Regions from separate parts of the Mus musculus genome. Here region 2 is linked to region 1. The links are chromatin loops, found by intact Hi-C in ENCODE. Cell type or tissue: left cerebral cortex. All regions are shown on one strand. Each heading gives the region's core, and the rest is flanking DNA. Links, peaks and the distances in the headings are about the cores only. Region 1 has its middle 91 kb from the start of Gm35733. Region 2 holds the start of Gm40940 (a long non-coding RNA gene).

Region 1 (11,689 bases), core at 1,208-9,207:
CTAGCTTGGGACAAGATGTCTCCCTCCAGTCTCTAGTTCCAGGAACCAGGAGAGAGGCACAGCTCCAGTCTCCCTAAGGGAAACCAGGAGGAAGTCAAGACCTGAGCACACTGGTCCTCCTGGCTGCTCAGGTCTGTCTCCCACACACATGTCTCTCTCGTCTCACTTAAACTTGCTCCATTATAACATTCCAGTGTGTTTAAAGGCTGGAACTTTTTTGTTTGTTTGGTTTTGGTTTTTGGTTTGTTGGTTTGGTTTTTTTTTGGGGGGGGGGGTGGGTTTTTTTGTTTGTTTGTTTTTGTTTTTGGGTTTTTGGCTTTTGTTTTTTTTTGTTTTTTTTTGTTTTTTTTTTTTGAGACAGGGTTTCTCTGTATAGCCCTGGCTGTCCTGGAACTCACTTTGTAGACCAGGCTGGCCTCGAACTCAGAAATCTGCCTACCTCTGCCTCCCGAGTGCTGGGATTAAAGGTGAGTGCCGCCACAACCCGCACTTATAAGTCACTCAACTACTTTCCAAATCCTGGTCTGCCATCCATCTATAACCTCCAGTTTCTTGCTGCCGATGGAGACATTAAGGTCTCAATGGTCTAATGTTTCAACATTAGAACAGAAAGAAAGAACATTAGAAAGAACATAAGAAAGAAAGAAAGAAAGAGAGAGAGAGAGAGAGAGAGAGGAAGGAAGGAAGGAAGGAAGGAAGGAAGGAAGAAAGAAAGAAAGAAAGAAAGAAAGAAAGAAAGAAAGAAAGAAAGAAAGAAAGAAAGAAAGAAAGAAAGAAAGGGCATTGTTTTAAGTCCCATTTCTCCCCCTGTGACTCAAAATTAGGACATTATAAGAAAGTTGTCCTGAACCCTGGTTTTCTGGCTCCCTGGGGCATCCCACCCAGTTCCGGGACTTTCCCCTCCAGAAAGAAAGAGGCACTTTTGATGGAAGTGAAGCTCTGTGGAGGGTGGAGTCAGAGAATTCTCAAAGGCTGTCCAGCTTCTCCCAAAATGCCTAAGGCATCACTTTAATCCTGGGTAAATACAGCCAAGGAGTCTCTGGAAAGGCAGTGGTACCAAGAACAAGCCACAAAGAAACAGTTTGATTGTGGTGAACTGAAGGAATGGCCATTTTAATTGCTGTCTGCCTGCAGGCTGTGCTGCGCCCCCCTAACTAAGGAAAGGAAGTACCAGCTGGCCCTTGCTAAAGAGTGCCCAGGAGCCAAAGACCAGAACACACTGGTCACAGGACACCTCGAATCCTCCTGTCCCTCAGCTGAGGGAGTTTGGTGTATGACAAACTGACATAGCCAAAGATGAATGAATGCTAGGGCATTATCAAGCCCCAAAAGAGCTGTGGCTGGTGACCACATCACTGTAACTAATCAGCCAATCCGCCAAAGTGGAGTCACCCATAAGAACTGTCCAGAGGAGCAGGTGGCTGGTGAAATAGCCCAGACTTGTATAGCACAAGAAGAAGTCTGTCTCAGCCTCTGGTAATAGAACATACGGATCTTCAAAGACTTAAGGGAGCAGACAGCATATTAGAAGATGCAAAAGGCATGATATACCATATAAGAAGACATTGGAAGAATATTGGCCTGGTAGCTTCATTTGCTATAGAAGAATCATTCATTTCAAGCCTTGATAACCTAGAACATTTTCAAATAACAAAATTATGGGCTGAAGAATCTCAGAGGCAGGTCAATGTTGGTCATGATCCAGCATGCCAAAGGCCTTGGCATCCATCCTCCACACTGGACATCAGTAACCAACTGATGAGACCAACAGTGACCCTTGCTCCAGCCATCTCTGGCTGGAAGATGGTTTCAAACCCTGAGTAGATGGGAGTAGTCCCGCCATGACGTCACATTCAGTCTCTGGTTGATAATACAGTAAACTAGTACCTGCCCCACCACAGCTTCCTTTCCTGGAAGCCCTTCGTGGGTAAGTGTCTCTGTTCTCAGTATCAAACACAGAAGAACCTTCACTGCTACCACCAATATCACACCATCAATACCCTGTCTCCCGATGAGATCCTTTGCCTAGGTATCTTGTTGCCTAGGTAGAGGCTGATCAATGCACTGATCCCAAAAGTTCCAACCTTGTTCAGTCGTGTCGAGTGCCCCACTCTTGCTCAATAGATCCTAACTGGAACTTACCCTTTTTGAGGTCACTTTGGCATAGAGACAAAATGACATGGGTGGTAGTAGCTCAGGCCATCATGATCCCATGAATGAGTTCAAGATGCAGCATACAATTCCCCATCTCCTCTCTCCCTTGTCCCTTTGTCCCCTCTAATCCCAGATTGCTTCTGCTACCCATATTAAATTAATACATGATCATTTTCACATACACCAATGAGCCCAAAGCTTTCAACATCTTGCTAGAAATTACTGTGACTCCATCTTTCAAATGCAGTGTTGATAATCCCTTTAGACTCATAAAGAGCTCATTGGAACCAGCACTGGAGGAATTAAATGTGTCGTCTCACCAAACAGAGACACAAATCTGTTACTAAGAAAAAGATGGTTGTGGTGGGCTTTGAAGTTTTCACACTATTCTAGTTTGATTTCTGTCGCTGTGAAACAGGAATGGCCATGAACAACTTGGGAAGAATAGGGTTCATTTTATCCTCCACTGTATAGTCACCAGGAAGAGAAGTTAGACCGGGAACTCAATGCTGGAATCTGGAGGCAGAGATTAAAGCTGGACCGTGAAGGAATGATACTTACTGGCTTGCTCAGCCTGCTTTTTTTATGGCTCCCAGGACCATCTGGTCCAGTGGTTGATACTGCTCCCAGTCAGCTTGGCCCTCTCTCTCATCATTCATTAATCAAGAAAACGCACCATGGTCTTGCTACAGACAATCTGAGGGGAGCATTTTCTCAACTGAGTTTCTTCTTCCCAGTTAACTCTAGCTGGTGTTTAGCTGACAAAAAAAAAACTAACTGAAACACACCTTCTTCACATTAAAGAAGAAGTATCGTATTAGATCCAGCACCTTTAATCCTATTCTTATGTCCTGCCCATCCACAATTCTCCCTGTCACTCAGTCAAAAGTGAAATAAAAACCATGTATTCAAGGGAGCTCTGTCTCCTATTAGAGTTCTCGTCTGTGTCAAAGTCTTCCTTTCTGTGTATCCTGTTCCTTTTCTGATTTAGAAATGCTTTCCAGAATCAGGGTACTTACTTAGTTTGGCTTTAGAATTTAGGAGAAAGAGCTATTTTTAAGATCAGCAATTGCTCTTGCTCCCACTGCAGCATGGAACAGAATGGACTTAGGCTAGGAGACCTGAATCCTGTTCCCAACACCTTGATGTCAGATTTTTCCTTTCCTTAAAGCAAGGATGGTTTTAGGGGCTTTGCGGGGAGCTCAGTGATTAAATGCTTGACACTCAGACCAGTGTTCTAAGACACTTAACCAGTGAGCTCCAGGTTTAGTGAGTGAAAATGTCTATAGATAGATAGATAGATAGATAGATAGATAGATAGATATATGAATGGATAGATAGATGATAGATAGATAGATGATAGATAGATAGATAGATAGATAGATAGATAGATAGATGATAGATAGATGGATAGATAGATAGATAGATCGGTGGGTGTGTGGATAGATAGATAGATAGATAGATAGATAGATAGATAGATAGAGATGGACTATGCTAGTACAAACATCCCTAATTAAGCCCAGTAGCACACACACACACACACACACACACACACACACACACACACACACACGAGATTCAAAGGAGGAGGGGAACTTGTTGGAAGGGTTCAGTTAGGGAAGGAGGAGGAGAGTGGGGAATAAAGGGTGAAATAAGTAAAGTTTGTCAGAAGCATCATGAAACTGTCAAATAAAAAAACTAAATAAATATGGAGTGCTATTTTCTTAAAAAAAAAAACAACATTGTCTAATCCTTTGGTAAAGTTATTCCCTTAGGAACCACCCCCTTTTCCCAAGAGGGGTGTCTATATGTATATATGGGGGAGGTGCTTACAATGAGAAAGAACAGAATAATGCTTATTTTAGAGTATTTTGTTGAACCACCACTATTCTGATTTCCACTATGTTCAAACATACATACAGGAGCCTAAACTTGAGCGGAACACGGATGACACCAGTGGACATGCATATGTGGAAGGAGGAAATCCCAGAAGGTCTCCGCCTCAGTAGCTTGCAATTCAAGAAAAAGAGCCACAGACAACCGAGGGATGCTGGGAGCTGAGAAATAGGCTCCCCAAGGAAGAGCACACCAACTGGTTATCCAATACCAATGGTCAGCCCAGAAATCCTACATGCAAGTAACAGCATACAGATTGAGCATGTTGTATTTGTGTATTCAGGAATATATATATATATGTATATTTACACATATAAGACAATATGTTGAGGAAATATGGTTAGACACTTTGAGCATCAAAACTGTGTCCCATTCTTCGTGGGTGCCCTGCCAAGACAAGAAAGCCATTCATCAGCCACTCCTGTCAAACATGGACTCTCAGCTGAGTATCTGCTGGGGACAGGGCTTAAAGCAGGAACTGTGTAGCACAAGGTCATGTTCCTTACCTGGAAAACGTTAACGTTCTGTTAAGGCAACACAGAAAAGGTGTTTGGGGTGGGAAGATTTTTTTTTTTTCCCCAGAATCCCGGACTAGTCCAAACTCTATCCAGTAAAATCATTAAAAGATTTAATGACTAAACACAAACAGGGAGCTGTGTAGTGAGAAGCCCAAGTGCCCACATGAGGCAAGGCAAATTGGAAGGATGGAGATCTATCACCCACCCACTCCCCATTTCGTCATTCAGCTAAATGTGCACTCTACTTACAGAAGTCTGTGACAATGAAGCAATAATGCGCATGTCCTAACCCTACGGAACAAGAAAGGTGGGGTTCCTTCTCTACATTTCCACTATCTCAAAAAGCTATAGAAGGTGCATCTTGGTGGGAGACCTGAGAGCCTGATCGGGCCCCAGAAGCCAGCTCCTAGCTGATTCCGCGTAGTTGCGCTCCCTCTGGTGTCAGAAGGAGAGATGGCAGCCCTCTAGTTCAACCTTCGTCTCCCTTGGAAGAAGCACTGGTGTCTTGCCCAACCTCTGAAGTTCTGCCTGTCTGTTTCAGAAGCTCAATGCTGAATTTTAGAACAAGATGTCTGACAAGAGCTCCCTCTTCATTAGGACATCTCGCTTGTTTGCAGTGATCGTGGCACTTAAAAAAGACCATATGTCTCTGAGCTGCTCCTTGGCAGGGCGTCTCCAGTGTTTACCAAATCTATTTTGTATGCCTTGCTAATAATAGTGTGGCAGGTCCCCAGGCGGAGTGAGGGGGACTGAAGGCTTCTTGTTCCTGTCGGCCCTCTGGATTCTGCCCTCGGACTATGAAAGGCCTCTTAGTTCTCGGGCGATGACTGAGACGGGGTTCAAAGTTTCCCAAATGCTGTTATTTTGGGAAACATTTATTTCGAGGGCTAAACTGTAATCTTTTGACAAATCAACATTGAGCAATGCTCTTCACTTTGCTATCCTCCAGACGTTAAACGACTGTCTTTAAAAGAAATTCACAAGTTAGTACCAAAGCCATTTAACAATCATATCTATAACTGTCCCATGAACCACACTCTGAATTTTTTTTTTTTTAGTTTAGTTTAGGAATTAAGAAAGTCATCTGGGTAGAATGGAAGATTCTTCTAATCACAGTGCTTGGGGTTGGGGGGTCTGAGGCAAAAGGTCCTGAGTTCCAGGTCAGTCTGGGCTACAAGAAGAATTCCAGACACCTTTGGGTTACGTAGCCATTCTGGGGCAGGGAGTAAGAAAGGTGAACTCTTATTTTAGAGAGCAGGATTAAGTCTCATGACTAGCAGTAACTGGCCCAAGATCATCACAGTAGGTGTGCACAGCCCACAGTACATCTTATAGTGCTGTGTGCTTGAAATCAAAGTGAATGGGCATGCCTACACAGTCACCCACGTAGCCAATGGAAACACTAAGCAATCAGTTTGTTTGTTTTGCTTGCTGTCATGGCAACAAAACACATGTGCAGGTTATCTTTTCATTCCCCGGGTCAGGTTTTATTGTCCTGGAGACACAGCGCCGTCAGTCATATGAGCACAAAGTTTCGTGACCATTTATAAAAATTTGTCAATTACTGACTTTAGGTATAGGCGTTATCTGAGACTCCCGTGACTTCCTGAAAGTCAGACAAGTCAGATGTGTTTTATGTGCAGGCCACATGTCAGACAGCAAATAGCTCTTCTTTTTAAAAAAATTCTTTATGTATATTGTGTGTGTATGTATGTATGTATGTATGTATGTATGTATGTATACATGACACATGTGTGCACCCACAGATGCCAGAGGAGGCATTGATTCCCTGGAACTGGAGTTGCAAAGTGACAAATGCTGGGCACTAAACCCAGGTTGTCTTGTGCAGCAAATGCTCTTAGCAGCTGGGCAGTCCTTTCCTTTTGCTATGATGGTTAAAACTTTGAGTTTTTCTTGTCTTGATAATGATAACTCAGTGGCTGTGAGTGGTACACGCCTTCATTGTGAACTGGTTTGGATATTGAGAAGACTCTTGACATTTCCCCCCACTTGAGAACTAATGACAATGGAGCAACAATTTTTAAAGAACTTAGGAGTGTGGGCTGGAAAGGTGGCTCAGCAGTTAAGAGCACTGGCTGCTCTTCCAGAAGTCCCGAGTTCAAATCCCAGCAACCACATGGTGGCTCACAACCATTTCTAATGAGATCTGATACCCTCTTCTGGGGTGTGTCTGAAGACAGCTACAGTATACTCATATACATAAAGTAAGTAAATAATTCTTTTTTTAAAGAATTTAGAAGTAGCCCACAGTGGTATGAAACGACCTCTGATGATAACTAGCCTGAGGGCTGGGAGATGCGTCTACGGGTAAAGAACTTGCCTTAAGACAGGAACTCCACAAAAAGACTCACAGTCAACCAACCTGGACCCTTGAGGGCTCCAAGAGACTGAATCATCAACCAGAAAGCGAGCATAGGTTGACCCCCTGCACATATGTAGCAGATGAGCAGCTTGGTCTTTATGCGGGTCCCCCAAACAACAGGGAGCAGGGGTTCTCCCTGAGCCTGTTGCCTACCTGCCTGCCTGTTAATCCCACACCCCTAAATGGACAGCCTTGTCTAGCCTCACTGGGAGAGGATATGCCTAGTCTCGCAGCAATTTGATGTGTGGGATGGGGGAGGTAGGAGGGTGGGGAGACACCCAGAGGGGCGCTTCCCCTTCTAAGGGGAATGGAGGAAGGACTTATGTGATAGGGTACCGGGAGGAGAGGAAGGGCTGATATTGAGTTGTAAAGTGAATTAATTAATTATTTATTTTATTTAATTTTTTAAAAGGAGCACAAGTCTGAGGACCTGAGTTCAGATCCCCAGAGCCCACATAAAAAAATAGGTTGTGAATGCATTTTCAACCCCGGCATGCCCCAGCCAGAAGATGAGACTGAAGACAAGAGTCTACCAGAGTGAAGCAGTATTCTAAATAGTCATGTATTTATTCAACACAGTAAGCTCCCAATACAGCTAACATGGCTGAATGTCCCTATTGACCAACGGATACAACTTCCCTTTAGTCAAAGACTCTCGAGAGTTCTACAACACATTCAGATGACTTGTGACAAGATTCCTCTAAGACTGTTAAATGCCCCACACTCTACTTTTTCATTGATTTCTCTCCCGTAGTCTTTTTCATCATCCAACCACGTTTCTAGCCTTCAGTATCTGCCCTGATTTCTGCCTTGGTATCCTTGAGAGAGGGTCTGTTTCGATTCCTGAAATCCCTCATTATAAATAACTTCATTGTGTGCAGTGGGTGGCTTTTCTGAACCGAGTTTGTCTCTTTATATCTAAATTTACTTCTGAAGCTTAATTCATCAATAGGAAGGCTTTGCACCATAAAGAGCCTTTATTTCCCAAAAAGGAAAGCAGAATTCTGCTTGGGAGTTATAGAAAGCACAATTAAATTTAACTCTGAGGCTGTTGAACTGTTTCCTTCGTCTATAAAAGCATTGGGGAATGAATGAGCGGAAAGTAAAAAAAAAAAAAAAAAAAAAGTAGTCGGGGAAAGTTCTCTGATGAGTACAAAGAGAAAAATCACAACATCACAACGCCTGCTGATGTGATCCTGGCAGTAAGCCGGCTCCTAAAGGGCGGGGCTATAGGCCAGCTCCTAGGGGCAGGGCCAAAGGAGGCTCCTAAGGGGCGGGGCCGTAACTCCAGAAAGTCTGAACTAGAGGCCAATTTCAGGAAGTGATATAGTTGATGGGTTTCCGAGAACCTAAGTACCCATCCCCAGGACATGAAATGCTTCACATGAAATAACTGATCACACACACTCTGAGCTTACATTTTAGTCAGCTCACCAAATCATTCATAGTGTTTCCCCCATCCCTGAAGTACGGGCACATGCCTGCAATCATGCTTGCCGTTCTTCATGTTACTGATTCTCATGGTTTAAAGGTCCTGCCTTAGGACTGAGGGGATGGTATTACATTATAATGGCAGTGTCTACATAATCTTGATATCCGGATTAAAAACTCAAGGAAGGGACTACTCCAATCAACAAGGTTTTTTGTTTTTTTGTTTTTTGTTTGTTTGTTGTTGTTGTTTTTCCCTCCCTGCAATGTGTGTTCATGTCTTCGATAGGTGAATCTTTCCGAGTGCTTCTAAGACACTTTTTAATGGAAGGCATTGGCAAGGAGTCAAAGTCCCACCTCTTACAGTGCTAAGCACCCACATGGAAGAATTCAACATTCCAGGTACACTCCAGGGCAATACACTGCAGTGCACAGAGGTGGCCGTGGCTGAGTCCTGGGACAGCTATGGCAGTGGAAGGAAGAGCTGTAAGTCCAGGTATAAGAATCAGGAGGGAGAGCTGGGGAGATTGCTCAGTTGGAAGAGTGCTTGCCACACAAGATAAAGGACCTGCGTTGGATTTCCAAAAAGCCACATTACAAAGCCAACATCAGGAGACAGAGACAGGAGGACCCCGGCCACTTACCAGCCAACAAGCTCCAGGTTCAACGAGATCCTGTCAAAAAAAAAAAAAAAAAACCAAGGTGGAGAGCAACTGAAGAAGACTCCCAACATCGGCCTGCAACCTTCATACGCACGTGCACACGTGCATGCACACGCCTGCACACATACGTGCACACACACACAAAAAGAACCCAAAAGGCTCTGATGGAGAAGCGGGGACATGGCAGGATTATTTTTCCGTGTTCTTGACAGTTTCATGCATGCGTATTAAGTATGCATTCATGTATGTAGGTGAGTATGCTCACATGCATGTATGTATGCTCAGACACTTAAATATACAAATCTGAAAGAAGGATTTCTAGGTAGAATTGACCATGGAAGCAAAGGCTACAGGGAAAAGCAAGGACCAGATACAAAAGTCTTGCCAAAAAGGGAATAAACACTAGGAGAAAAACAAAAACAAAAACAAAAACAAAAACATAACTTAGAGTCAAACTGCATTGTTCAATCTACTTTAACCCAAGTCTAGGAGGAAATCTGTTCTGCGCATGCAACAGAACTTTAGGTCAGAAGTTACTTGTAGAATATGGGACAAGGAACCTTTTCAAACAATGGGAAAAGAAGGCTCTGGTCATGTCATAAAGTGTGCCTAGGAACCCATTTGGTGTCTCTTGAGAGCAGTGGCTACTGGCACATCCTGAACTCTAAGGAGGTAGGTTGGGCGTAGGTGTTGGATACAGGAAGCTTTCTCTCTATCTCCAAGCGGCTGAGACTTATTTGTGGGTAAGGTACAAGATGGAGACCTGGATTATCCTATCCAGTCTTCTATAATGTCAGTGAAAGTGAAGTGTGGTAAGGACATGGATTGTGATTTTGAATGAACAAGCCCAGTGGTTGGCAAGATTGTGACAACATCCTGCATGAATCGAGTAGACTGAGACAGCATTTGAATAAAATTATATCTCTTCTCTCTAGTTCTTCATTGAATTGCCCGAAACTTAAAATAGAGAACTAACTAAAAATAAAGAAATAAGTAAACTTCTTGTGATATGCGAATGCAATCAAATAATTAGAAATTAGGGAGATTCTTGGTTAATAGTTCAATTCTGACACCCCTCTTTCTAACATAAACAAATAATACTATAAGTTCTCAGAGCTCAGGGGATAAAAATATATATATATATATAATGAACAGCCTGGCCAAATTAATTGGACAAGACCCTGAGACCGATCTGATCATTTAAGTAGCTCCATCCATGGCCACTATTTATCTAAAGTTTGTACTGAGTTACTTCATTTTACTCTGTCGTGTTCTGGAATGTTCTGTCATGAAACTAGAGAAATTTACACCTACAACTCTCAGCTACCTTTCTTTGTATTCCTAGCCTTAACACTCATTCATAAAATGCATAGTTGTGGGGTTCCTAACACCCATTCATAAATGCAGAGCTCCAGAGTTCCTGCTTGCTATTCAGTGCGCTGGGTCATTGTGCTCCTATCATCCTCACAGCTTAGAATCCTGCATGTATTTCTGCTGATACAGTTGATCATTTCACTTAAAGGGGGTTAGAGAAGATGACCAGTCATTCCATGCTTTATCGGGAGGAGCATCTAATTTGGTTAGCCATGGGAAGAAACCAAGTAAGACTGGGAAGCTCTTACATGAACACGTGAGAGAGCCATCCACACAGACACAAATATCATTGGTTCTAAGCATCAAATTTGATCTAACCTGGCCTCAAGCAAGTAATTAATTCTTGAAAAGAATCAATTAAAGCTCTCTTCTTATTATGACTTTATATTTAAGAAATCAGCACATGATCCAGGAGAAGCCAGAGCTGGCCTATATTGATTGCCATTAAGATAGGCTATAGGACATGTTCTGGCCCAACAGGGTGCAAAATAAAGACTTATTTTGTGAACTTTATTTTGTTGATTGGTGTATAAAACCACATCAGAATTTCAAGGTAAGCTGCATCTCAGCATGACAGCGTAAACTGTTGGTCCTCTGTCTTTCTGCCCTGTGATGTCATCGCTAACACGTATCGATTCATGCTTGTTACTAAATACATACTCAGTGTGCTGTAGAGACTGTTCTGAGCCTAGTTCTCATAAGTTCTGCTGAGCCAAAAGAATAAACAAAAACAAAATCCTTTAATCCCAGCACAAACACACAGACTCTGAGCCAGGTGCGACCTGGACTCGAGAGGGCGCAATCTTTACCTTCACAAAGAGCTCAACTTAATTGGAGCCTGGAATTCAGCATCACATTTGAAATATCAGGGAAGAGGCATAAACAAAAAGGGGTACCAGGTTCTGAGGTGGCATGCCAAGGCCCCAAATGCTGAGAGAAAATTTGTGCACAGCAGGAAGCAAGCACTCCAGATGGGCAGGAGGGAGCTTGTGCCACTCCATCTTCCACCACCTGCTCCCCACTTCAACAAGGAAAACAAAACAAACTCTTTGGGGAAATTATGTCTCACCATGTGATAAGGTTCAAGATTCTCTTGTCCCCTGCACTCTCTGGCAGGAGCACCAGAGCCAGGCTGATGGGGGAGTGGAGAATCATGATGAGAACCTAACAAGAGAGACCAAACTGCATGAGCAAAGCTCTGCAGAGTGTTGTCTGCCTTTCCCACGTGAACCCAGGGATTGTCTGACAAAAGGGAAGACAGGTTGGGCGAATGA
Region 2 (11,689 bases), core at 2,212-10,211, 1.1 Mb before region 1:
AGAAACGGGGTACAGGTGGAAATAGACACAAGGCAGAAAACAGTGCTTGGGAAGAGGAGGGGTGGGAGGAGGGGGAAGGAAGAGGAGGAGGAGGGGGGAAGTTAAAACAGAGGAATGTTCAGACAATATGGTCACATGTTCTGAACACGTTATGAACACGTTATGCATAACCTAAGTTCCTCCTAGACATGATTCTTATTCTTTGCTATAAATCAGGACATTTAAAATATTGACATTAGATGTTCTGCCCTACCTTTTTCGTTCTCTTCCAAATTTAAAAGTAGTTTGACTTCCTAAAGTCTGAAGTCCCATTCCGTTTCTTATAAAGAATGAAATTACTTGACAAAAATTTAATAGGTGCTGACTAACTGTAGATTCCTAATAGGCCAGCGGCGAGGACTTCAGTATCCCCCTGAAGTAGATCAGTGTACACAGAGATGCGCCTCGTTGGGCAGTGTGATTTAGTAGGTCGGATAAAATATTAGGTGCTACTTCCAATTCTGTCCCTTGATTAGTCATTTAAATGCTCCACATCTTAGCTTTCCTAGCAATAAAATGCAGATAATAAGGTTTTAGACGCCATTATAGGAAATTAATGTTGGAGTATAACTTTAGAATGCTGATACTTCAGAAAACACCCTTGAAGCACTGCTCAGCTCTACTGTACAAGAAGAAGAGGTGTGCCTTCAAAGGAACACTGTGAAAACTCTACAACTATATTAAAATATTACGTGTGTATGCACACGTAAAATGTAGCTGGGCACGGTGTTGCATGCTTATAATCTCAGCACTCAGGAGGCCAAGGCAGTAGATTGCTATGAGTTTTGAGACCAGCCTGAGCTACAGAGTGAGTTTGAAGCCAGTCTGAACTATATAATGAGATCCTGTCTCAAACACACACACACACACACACACACACACACACACACACACACACAGAGAGAGAGAGAGAGAGAGAGAGAGAGAGAGAGACATACACATACACACACAACTTAGTCACTTGCTAACTACTTAATTCTATTATTAAATATTATGTTTGCTATATAAATATTATATATACTATATATAAAGCCATTTCTGTCTTTTTGGAGGCATTTTAATTTCCTAGAAAGAAAGCTAATATTGCTTTAAGTTTTCTTTCTTAGGAAGTTAATATTGCCTTAAGCTCTCTGGACAGCCCACTTCATATTGGCCCATGTCTCTGCAGGCTGCTAATGGCATGTGAACTCAAGACTTGCATGGAAGTCAGGGGCAGAGGATTTCTCCTGCATGAAAGCCCTGCAGACTGCATGATGAACAGATCTCACTCTGAAGGTGACCTGCTTTCTGCACAGCTGGGGACTCGTGAGACAGAATCAGCTCAGTAGCCTTCTGGCTCTGAAGTGCGTTTCCTGATATCTCCCCTCAACCCCCATCCCTCCCCCCCCATCCCCCAACACCAGCTCTCATTATTTTCTGGCCCAGCCTTATGGATTCACTCAAGCTGACAGTGAACAGAGGAAAAACTCCCTAGCAAATACCTGTAAGTTGTGGTCTATTAGGGATTCCAGTCAATGTGTCATTGACTGGCAAGAGTCTTCCCTTTAAGAAACAGATCTCATGACAGGCTACTTGGGAACTATGCAAATCTGGAAGACAGCATTGAATGGATACCTACCCAACTTCGGCATTTTCTCGAGACAATGCTGGCTGAAAGACAGTCTGTGTTGCCCCAGGCTTGGGCAGAGATGGCAGCTGCAATACACCCTGTGCTTTAAAGAGCACTGTCTGGTCCCTGGTGCCTGGGCTCCTCCATGTAGGACAGAACTTTGTGGAACTAAGAGAGGACAAGTCCATTCATAGCCACTAGCAGCTCTTTTCTTAGATTAGGCTAAGAACTCCGAGAACCTGAGGCTTCCTTGACACATGCCTTAAGCTTTCTTTCTTTTTTTTTAATCTGTCTTGCATGGACCTCTTCCCAGAATCCTGTCTTGTAGAGGTAGATGAGCCCATTGTAGATTAGTTACTGTCTTTACTGCTGAGACAAAATAGCATCAAGAAACAACTTAATGGAGAAAGGGTTTGTTTCAGCTTACAGTTCTAGGGGATACGGTCTGTCATGGCAAGTGAGTCATCATGAGCTGGAGGGGCTGAGGGGCTGGCCACATTGCATCTGCACTTCAGCAGCAGAAAGCAGTGAATACTGTTGCTTAGCTTCCCTCTGCCTTTTATTCTGTCCAGAACCCCAGCCAATGGGACGGTATTGCCCACAGTCAAGTGGGTCTTCCCGCCTAAACTAAGCTAATGCAGATAATCCTGCACACACCTTTCCAGAACCTCATCTCCTAAGTGATTCTAGATTGTCTCCTAGGTGATTCTAGATTCTTTCGAGTTGACAGTATTCATGATTCACACTGTATGTACATGTCGAGGAGCCTAAACATGGCGGCACCCCATTTACACCCACACCAGCGGTGGGTGAGGGTTCCTCCTCGCCCACATCCTCATCAGCATCCCTTTCATTTGCTGTTTGGTGACTGTTTTCGCTGCTCTTCCTAGTCCGTGGAATGCCAAACACCCATGTCATGTGTTCCCCACACAATGAGGCCACACATCCCCATAGGTAGCTTAGTGACTACTTTCAACCTTGAACTCCTACATCCTGGTGAACACTGGCCACCTCCAGTCTGAGTTGTCCCTGAGTATTCCACATGTTCATCTGGACTCATTGTCTTTTCTGTGTCCGAGTCTCTCCTCGGTTCCCTTCTTACATCGAATCAATTGCTAAGTCCTATAATGCAACTTCAGTCTTTTCTCAGATCTGTAGTGTATTTTCCATTCCCACAGACCTGCCTTTATTACCTTGTTAAACTAGGGTGGTACTTGCTGTTGAATCTCTCTATTTTCAATCTTGCTCCAATTTTATCCATTCTTACATTCCAAAAGAATAATTTATGGAAGGCATAAACCTCATCAAGCTATTCTTCTTCTTGAAAAAGAGTCATTGAAAATGACAGAGGAGCTGCCAAGTTTCTTAATACAGCACACAGCCCCTCTGGCAATGCTCAAAGTCAATGCTCAAAGTCATCTCTTCCTCTTCATCCCTCTCTGCAGCTTAGATGGAAGTTCTATCTCAGTAGCGCCTCTTTGTTATGCATCTCCTGCTCACAAACACACATGTGAGTGTTTGACATGGTAGGACGCCTTTCCTAATGTTCTCTCTGCCTCAAGTGCTTTCCCTAAATTCAGGCTTCAAACCATTTCTCCCAGCAATGTCACAACCTATTCTGTGGTCTTATTGTAACCTTTGAGCAATTCTTACCACTATGCTATTTCACTCTATTGAAAAGACCTAGTCCTGGACACGCTCCTCTCTCTGTGTGTTAACTCTACAGCTGGGTGTGTCTAACTAACTTGGTGTCCTCAGCGCCTCAGTGTGGAAGGCATTTCTTGTGTGCTTTGTGGCATCTTCCTAGTAGTTCTTAGCGTGCTGAGCAGTTCTAGGCCCTGTCAGTAGAAGGAAGTTATCCCTCTTCATTCTGCCTTATAGAATGACTGAATCTGGCACCAAGGGGCCCAGTCTTCTAACTGCAAAGATGCCAACATACTATGGAACTTAGGCTTGACCTACTAGTTAAATTATCTGGGAGGATCCAAACTCCCAGAATTCCCTTTGACAGATGGACTGATGATTGGCAAACTGAAAGGCTGCTGCTGACGTTGGGCTCCCTTAGGGACTGTGATAATGGAGAATAGGTGAGAAAACAAATGGAGTTTGCTTCCCATCCAGCATTTGGTAAAGGACACTGCTTTAGGGCTTTAGTACTATGAACAGGCAACATGACCAAGGCAGCTCTTATAAAGGACAACATTTCATTGGGGCTGGCTTACAGGTTTAGAGGTTCAGTCCATTATCATCAAGGTGGGAGCATGGCAGTATCCAGGCAGGCATGGTGCAGGAGGAGCTGAGAGTTCTACACCTTCATCTGAAGGCTGCTAGGAGAAAACTGGCTTCTAGGCAGCTAGGATGAGGGTCTTAAAGCCCATGGCCACAGTGATATAACTACTCCAACAAGGCCACACCACTCCAACAAGGCCACACCTACTCCATGAAGGCCACACCTACTCCAACAAGACCACACCCACTCTAACAAGGCCACACCTTCAAATAGTGCCACTCCCTGGGCCAAGCATATTCAAACCACCACAGACAGTGATCTTGAGAAGTACATTGGAAGCTCTTGTAGGAACTGATTTTTCAAGTAGCCTTGCCACATGGCTATTGGGATTCTTTCAGCATGGCATCAGAGTTTCCAGAGAGCAGAGGCAGAAGCTGTCTGTCTTCTCAAAGGCAACGTCTGGAATGGATGCAGGGTTGTCTGCACAGCATGCTATTGCTATTTAGCCATAAGCTTAATCTAGATGCTGTGGGAGAAATTACAAGAAGTTAAAGAGACAGGATACTGAGCCCGTAGTTGAGTGGGGATGCAGGAACATGAAGGGAAGGAGCTGGGGTGGGGTTCAGGACTTTGGATTTCACTCTAAGGACAAAAACTAAAAGCCAAACCCACATCACTTTCCCACCTTAGTTCTTACATTAACTATAGGAGAAGATTAGGGAAAGTTAGTCGTTAAGGGACACTGTCTTGAGTCCACAGAGCACACTGTCATGTAGTGGGTATTGCAGTTAGAGGACTGGGCCCCTTTGGCACCAGATTCAGTCATTCTGTAAGGCAGAATGAGGAGGGATAGCTTCCCTCCACTGACAGGGCCTAGAACTGCTCAGCACACCAATGACTCCTAGGAAGATGCCTCAAAGCACACAAGAAATGCCTTCCACACTGCGGTGCTGAGGACACCAAGCTAGTTAGACACGCCCAGCTGTGGAGCTAACACACATAGAGAGAGGTGTATCCAGGACTAGGTCTTTTCAATAGAATGCAATAGCATAGTGGTGAGAATTGCTCCAAGGCACAATGGAGGCCTCTCAGCCCCTGTTCCCAGTTAGTATTCCCTCCCTGACACGTGAGCCATCTTAGAAGTGGTTCTTCCCCCTCCAGAGGGGCCACCACCAGCTGACAGCATGTGATGCACGGATGCATGATCCCAATAAGCCACCAAAACTTCAAACCCGAGAGGAGACAAAAGAGTACCGCTGTCTTCAGCCACAGTTTGTGGGGCAGTTTTGCCTGCAAGATCTGCATCTGGTCCTTAGGCAGAAAGGTCTTTCCTTTCTTTCTGTCCTGACATGATGTGAATGCCGGTTTTTCTTGTCACCTCTTCCTAGAGCTGACCTTAAAACCCACCTCTCAGAGCTGACCTGGCATTTACTGTTTAACCTCAGATAAGTGACTCAGCCTCAAACCTCAGTTATCCATATGTTCCAAGTGAGGGCTCTAGATGGGATTAAATGAAATCATGCACACCTCACACATAGTAGGCACTTCATACTAAAACACACTGTGACTGTTTCCCAGCTTCAAAAATCCTTGTCTGGAATTGTCTGGCTTTCATGCTTCCCGGGGGGGGGGGTGTGGGTGGCCCCTAAAGCATTAGTCACTCCTGGACGAGGACAGCTAAGCGTCATCTATAGTGACGATCTTCAGACCCTCACGTGGCTCTGGGGCTGGAGATGATAATGGCTCTTATTAAGAGCCTCTGGTCTGCTGCAGTTATCATTCTACCATTAGAGCCCTGGTCATCTCCTTCTATTTGCACGGTTCTTATCCTACACTGAACAGAGGACTCAGGAAAGATAATGATCCTCATTTGTATCCGTTAGGGTCTCAACCTGCTCTGAAACACTCTTCATTAGTCTGCGGTGGGATTTGTTTCCATTACTCTGGTCCTTTCAGAACTATTTGTGTCTGCCTTTTTCTGGATAGTTCTCCTTGAAGATTTTTTTTTTTAACTGGGTGAGAAATATACTTTTTAAAAAATCTCTTCCTGGGCCATACATTTTATGTTTTATAATCTTGTATGCCACTACATGTGTGTATTAGTGTATGATGTATTATGTGTATATGTATATATGTGGTTTCAATGTATATTGATGTATGATGTATGTATGTATGTGTGGTTTATGTGTGTGTTAGTGTTTGATGTATGTATGTATGTATGTGTATGTGTGGTTTATGTGTGTGTTGGTATATGATGTATATATGTATGTGTATGTGTGGTTTATGTGTGTGTTGGTGTATGATGTATGTATGTATGTGTGGTTTATGTGTGTGTTGGTGTATGATGTATGTATGTATGTGTATGTGTGGTTTATGTGTGTGTATTGGTGTATGATGTATGTATGTATGTGTATGTATGGTTTATGTGTGTGTGTGTTGGTGTATGATGTATGTATGTATGTGTGGTTTATGTGTATGCTGGTGTATGATGTATGTATATGTGTGTGGCTTATGTGTGTGTTGGTGTATGATATGTGTATTCATGTGTGTGTGTGTGTGTGTGTGTGCAGGTACAGTCATTTGTGTCTCCCTCCCTCCATGTCTACCTCATTGTTTTTGAAACCACATCTTCAGTGAATTTGGAACTCATTAATTCTGCAGCAAGTCCCTGGGATCCACCTCTCTCTTCCCTTCACACCCGAGATTATACATGCCCAGCTATGTCCTCAGTTTTAAGTGGGCTCCGGGGATCTGAACCCAGCTTCTCCTGCTTGATCAGGAAGCACTCAGTAGGTATACTGAGCTGTTCCTTCCCACACAGGCCTGACCCAGAGGCCTTCTTCTCACAGTTGTGTGCAGACCTTCCAAGGCTTGGGCCTTTAAACAGCTCTTTTCTATGGAGGTGATTGCCCAGACAGCCATAGTGGGGCGTCAGAAATGCTTAATTGCAAAATGCCAGTTTTCCTTTCTTAGAGCAACCCGACAACTAACAATCAGGGGTGCGAGGTAGTTGCTAGGCTTGTGTGCAAGCTTGAAGAACAAGCCATCAACTCAGTATGTGAAAGAAACCAAACACACAGCTGCCTCTGAGCTGAGGCCTCGCTGCTAGAGAAAGAAGGGAATCGGCATGTTAATGGGATCTTGCCCAGGACAGGAAAGAGAAAGCCATCCTGGAACTTGGGCTGGATCCGCCTCCTGAAGTCTCCCCATCTCACAGGAAAGGCTCCGTGGTCCTGATGTTGCAAACGGCCCTAGAGAAGCATGGGAAGCCACCTGGGAAAAAAAAGCAGAGTCTCCTTCAAGGTGTCATCCTGAAAATGAGCAATGTTTGGGATTTCAGACAGCTCTGGCTCTCCCACGTGGTCTTCCCACAGTCACAAATGCAATTCTGCAAGTAACTGTTTTGGTAAATGAGTCACATTGTAGCAATCTCCATGAATCAGAGATAATTATATTTTTACTCCACCAGCACTGGTGAAGAAAACTCCCTCATTCTTCAATTAGTTCTTTTCACTCTGGTTTTTTTTTTTGGGGGGGGGGGTCTTTCATAGAACACTAACCTAGTTCCCGGATTCCTTTCCCACATCAGTTAACACCTTCTTGATCTTCCTGCCACCTCATGTTTTCTTATGGATTCTTTATCATTCTCCTCTTTCCATTCAAAGGAAGTCACGGTAGTGGATTAAATTAGGCTGGCCCAGAGGGGACAGAGATAACATTCTTCTGTAGCCAGGAGAGTTATTTATAAACCGTGACATTAGCCTTTCTTTCCTCAAAGACAAAGTTATTGTTCACATCTCATCTGTCTTATACTGACCTAAGATCTTTGGAAAGACCATGGAATTGAGGTGAAACTGCCACCATCATAGCCACTATTCTGAGCCCAGAAAGCATGTTGAGAGCTTTACATAGTCAGTTCCCCACAGGTCACAATGATCCCGTGAGTTAGCTATTATTGTCCCCATTTAACAGATGAGTAAATGAAGGCTTTAGAGTAGAAAATCCCTGCTTAGGTTCTATAGCTGTGCCAAAACCTCCTAGAGGTCTTTGCTTGAAACATCTATTATTTTATTTGAACTTTGCTTTCGGGGGCACTGACCTTGAACTCCATTTGTAGCTGAGGATGACCTTGAACTCCTGCCTCTACCTCCTGAATGCTAAGATTATAGGCACGCATCACCACATCCCATGGTTTCAACAGTCTGTTAACAGATTGCCTCCATTGTGATTGTTCTTAGTCTGTTTGGGTATCTGTAATGAATTAGTTTGTAAATAGCCTGCAGTGATTATTCCTTCATTCATAGAAAATGGAAAGTCCACATTGGAGGTACCAGAGACTCCTGATGGTGCTGAGGGTTGACTGTGTCCACTTCCAAGACGTTGCTTTATCCTGATGACTTCAGATAAGCAGAAGGGCAAAAGGGGGCACATGCTATACAGAGAGCTTCATTTACACAGTTCCTGTTCCTCTTCATCAGACTGGAGCCCCAAGACCAGTTCTTTCCCAAAGACCTCACACTCATACTGTGGCGTGTGTGTGTGTGTGTGTGTGTGTGTGTGTGTGTGTGTGTGTGGTTAAGTTTTGGAGGGCCACAAAGAGTCAAAGCATAGTATTGTTCTTATCTGGTACAATGGTATATCTTTCTGCTCTGACCCTGAAGTAGTGGACCAGAATTATCAGACCCACACTTTGGGGTCATCAGAATGACACCGCTGGAGGCAATTGGCTCTTTAATTCTTATCGTTTGGAAATGGGCAGGAGCTAAGGCAGGACCAGGCTCTCCAGCTTCTATTTCTTTATAAAGGCTTCCTTTTGTAGGCTATGCCTAGGCTTTTGGAAAATGGGGACGCATTTTAGTTTGTCTTTAGAACCTTCATGATTTGTTTGTTTGTTTATTGTTTATGTGTGAGCACACAGGCAGAGGTCAGAGGACAGCTTGCTGGAGTCGGGTTTTCTCCTTCCAACATTGGGTCCCAGGGATCAAACTCAGGCCATCAGGTTTGGTGACAAGTTCCTCTTTCTTTTCTTGCCAGCCTCTCTTTGGAGCATTTATTTAGTTGGGAACGTCGGCCCCTGAAATGGTGCTCCCCACGTTCCATGTAAGTCTTCCCTGCCCAGTTAGACATACCATGAGGTGTGTTTCCATGGGGATTCAAAATCCAGTCAAGTCGACATTGAAGATGACCTATCCCATGGGGTTGATCTACCCACGCTTCTGAGCTTCCGTTATTTATTTATTTATTTATTTATTTTACTGTAAATCAGCGCGAGTAGAGTCAAGTGCTCAGGGAGATTCTAGTTAGACCAGCACTGGGTCCTCACCCTTCTCCTGGTGCTTCTGACAGGTCAGGTGTTGCTACCAGGGCTGCTTGGGAGAGCAGAAAGACATCCTGGAGACTGTTGCAAGAGCTTCACCTACTCTCAAGACTTCAATCAACCCCCTGACTAGCTTGGAGGTGGACTGTGGAAAGCTGAAAACCCAGCCCCTGGCCAGTCACTCAGACCTCAAGAAATAGCTGCCATGGAGAAAAAAAAATGTCTGCCGGCTCCTCAGTCACTTTCCAAGGTGACACTAACCCAGGGCATCTGCACAGCAGCTCCTTCATCAGGTTGTCACCCCTTCCCTTGGAACTGGCGAGCTGGAGGATGGAGGTGGCCGCGCAACTTTCCAGGGAATTTGTTCAGGGACTTTCATGTCACTGGTCTCTGTGAGAAACCAGAAATGGTTTTCCCATTTCATTCATAGATAAAATGGGAAGTGAGCAGCCAGATGAGCAATCTGGGGGTTGTTCATTTTGTCCCGATAGGACTCTATCCTCACACCTCTTCCGGTATCCCGCAGAATCCCAGGAGTGGTCTTCCTCACCAGCACCCGCCACCTGGGAATCGGTGAGGTATGCGTTCTCTGCCTCAGTGGCCCAGATGTACTGAATCAGAGTGGGCCATGGTCGGTTCATGCTTGTCCATAGCATGAGATGAGAAGGAGAGATGGCATTGCTGTGTGTGGCTTACGCACATATGTTGGCTGGCTGCTTGTCACCAGCACATCGTCCAACCTGTAAGTGCAAACAGCAAGCGGGGCTCCTACCCTACCAGACAGAGGCGGGGAAGTGGCTGACTCAGTGCTTGTTATGGGTACCATCCATCCATGACCAACTGTCCTAGGTAAGAAGGGGATGTTGGTCTTCCCATCTACTGAAGGAAGTGCCAGGATACACTAAGCTTCCCCTCTTTAGACTCTTCATTAGTGTTGTGTGTCACACTATCAGAAGCTCTCGGGCTCCGATGGATATGAAGAAAAGGTGAACTTAGGGTTATTACCCTCAAACCAAAGGGAAGGAAGCTGGGCGTGGGGCCACATCCTATGATCCCAGCATCTGGGAGGTGGAGGTGGAAGGTGAGGAGTTGAGGGCCATCTTTGGCTACATATCAAGTTTGAGGTGAGGCCATCCTGGGCTACTTGAAATCCTATCTCAAGGGGGATAAAAAGAAGAGGAAAAGAAAAATACCCTCTTTCCACAAAGTGATACTGTTGCTCAGTGCCACCAAGTAAATACAAAATTAGGAGTGTGGGACAAGGTGCTGCTGGCAGGGCTGCTTTTTACTGAAGTGCTCTCTCTGCCACTCAGCAGATGGCTATCTTCTTGGTGTGGCCTCTCGTGGTGGTCTCCCGTACCTGTGTTTGCTTTCGATGAATCAGGGCCCACTCTATTGGCTTCACTTTAACCAGACCACATGTCTAACAAGAAGGGTTGGTTCTGAGGGTGAATCTGTAGCATGCCCGCTTTCTGGCTTCAGCATCCTTTAACAGCTCCTGGCTGGGAGATACATCTGGGACATCTGCTTGCATCTTGAGAAGGTGCTGTCCCAGGGTGCATGGATGCCTTCCAATCCCCACCCCTGCTATGAAAGCAACTATCAGGTTGGAGTGAGGTCATTCTAATAGCTAGCTTCATTTTAAACTGACGACCTCTGCTTGGATGCCCTTCAGTCAGAGGCACAAGGGCTTGGGACTCCAAGATCTTTCTTTCTTCTTCCTTTCTTTTCTTACTGTGGACAATCCACAGCAGAGTTGAATTTAGCCATTTCATGCAAACCTCCCAGAGACTGCTGGGTAAAGGAAAGCATTTCTTTCTTGCTCTTAACCTTCTTCTTACCTTCGCTTTTTGCGATTGAGAAGGAGTGTGTGTGTGTGTGTGTGTGTGTATGTGTGTGTGTGTGTGTGTGTGTGTGAAGAGGACAGGACAGACAGTGAATCGGGAAGAAAGAAAGTGCAGCCAAGGCAGGCTTTTGTGGTTGTTGTTGTTTAATGTTTAGAAAACTAAAGAAGGGGAAATCAATTACAGGGCCTACCTGAATTTTATTTCCTCACCCCAAACCAAATTACTCAGCAAACTTATCGCTTGCTAGTGCAGGCTTTGGTATTAAAGAAAACAATCAGGCAGGCAGGATTAATCTCCGGCAGCTGCCTTATCTGTAGCTTGCACCTTTGTTATTTTCTGATGAGCGTCTCCCTTTTCGCCGCCACGTTGTACCATACCTCACTGGCTCCTTTCATTTTATCATCAGGCAAGCGCGGAGGACCTTTCAGTTTATTAAAAAAACCTTTATTTGTGAAGAACAAAGAGGGGGGAAAAGGCAAACAATGAGGTCAGACAATCTCCTTTCTGCCAGAGTCACTCACCTGTTATTTAGAGTGTTATCGGTTAGGGGGGAAACTTGCATCCTGGAAAATGAGGCGCTGACAGGCTCCTCAGGGCGCATGGGCATGGGTGTGTGCACACACACACACTCACACACTCACAGACAC

Evidence for each region. Hi-C counts contacts between places; a loop is a spot of excess contacts. Peaks named below come from ENCODE experiments on the same cell type or tissue, not always from the same donor. Only the 100,000 strongest peaks of a DNase experiment are listed, where the experiment ranks them.
Region 2: it touches region 1 in a loop (2.9-fold over the local background); 2 of 42 quality-filtered maps call a loop at or near these places.

What each region holds. Positions count from the first base shown.
Region 1 is chr13:47,342,283-47,353,971 of GRCm38, reverse strand. No RefSeq gene overlaps it. Among named protein-coding and RNA genes, the nearest start is that of Gm35733, 91 kb to the left of the region's middle. In left cerebral cortex, for the core only: a CTCF peak has its summit at 5,013 (motif pointing left); a DNase peak (open chromatin) is centred at 5,014.
Region 2 is chr13:48,443,866-48,455,554 of GRCm38, reverse strand. It overlaps Gm40940 (a long non-coding RNA gene), which reads left to right and starts at 8,883. Exons shown (of 4, transcript XR_873370.2): 1 at 8,883-8,978; 2 at 9,225-9,773. In left cerebral cortex, for the core only: a CTCF peak has its summit at 6,820; a DNase peak (open chromatin) is centred at 7,215.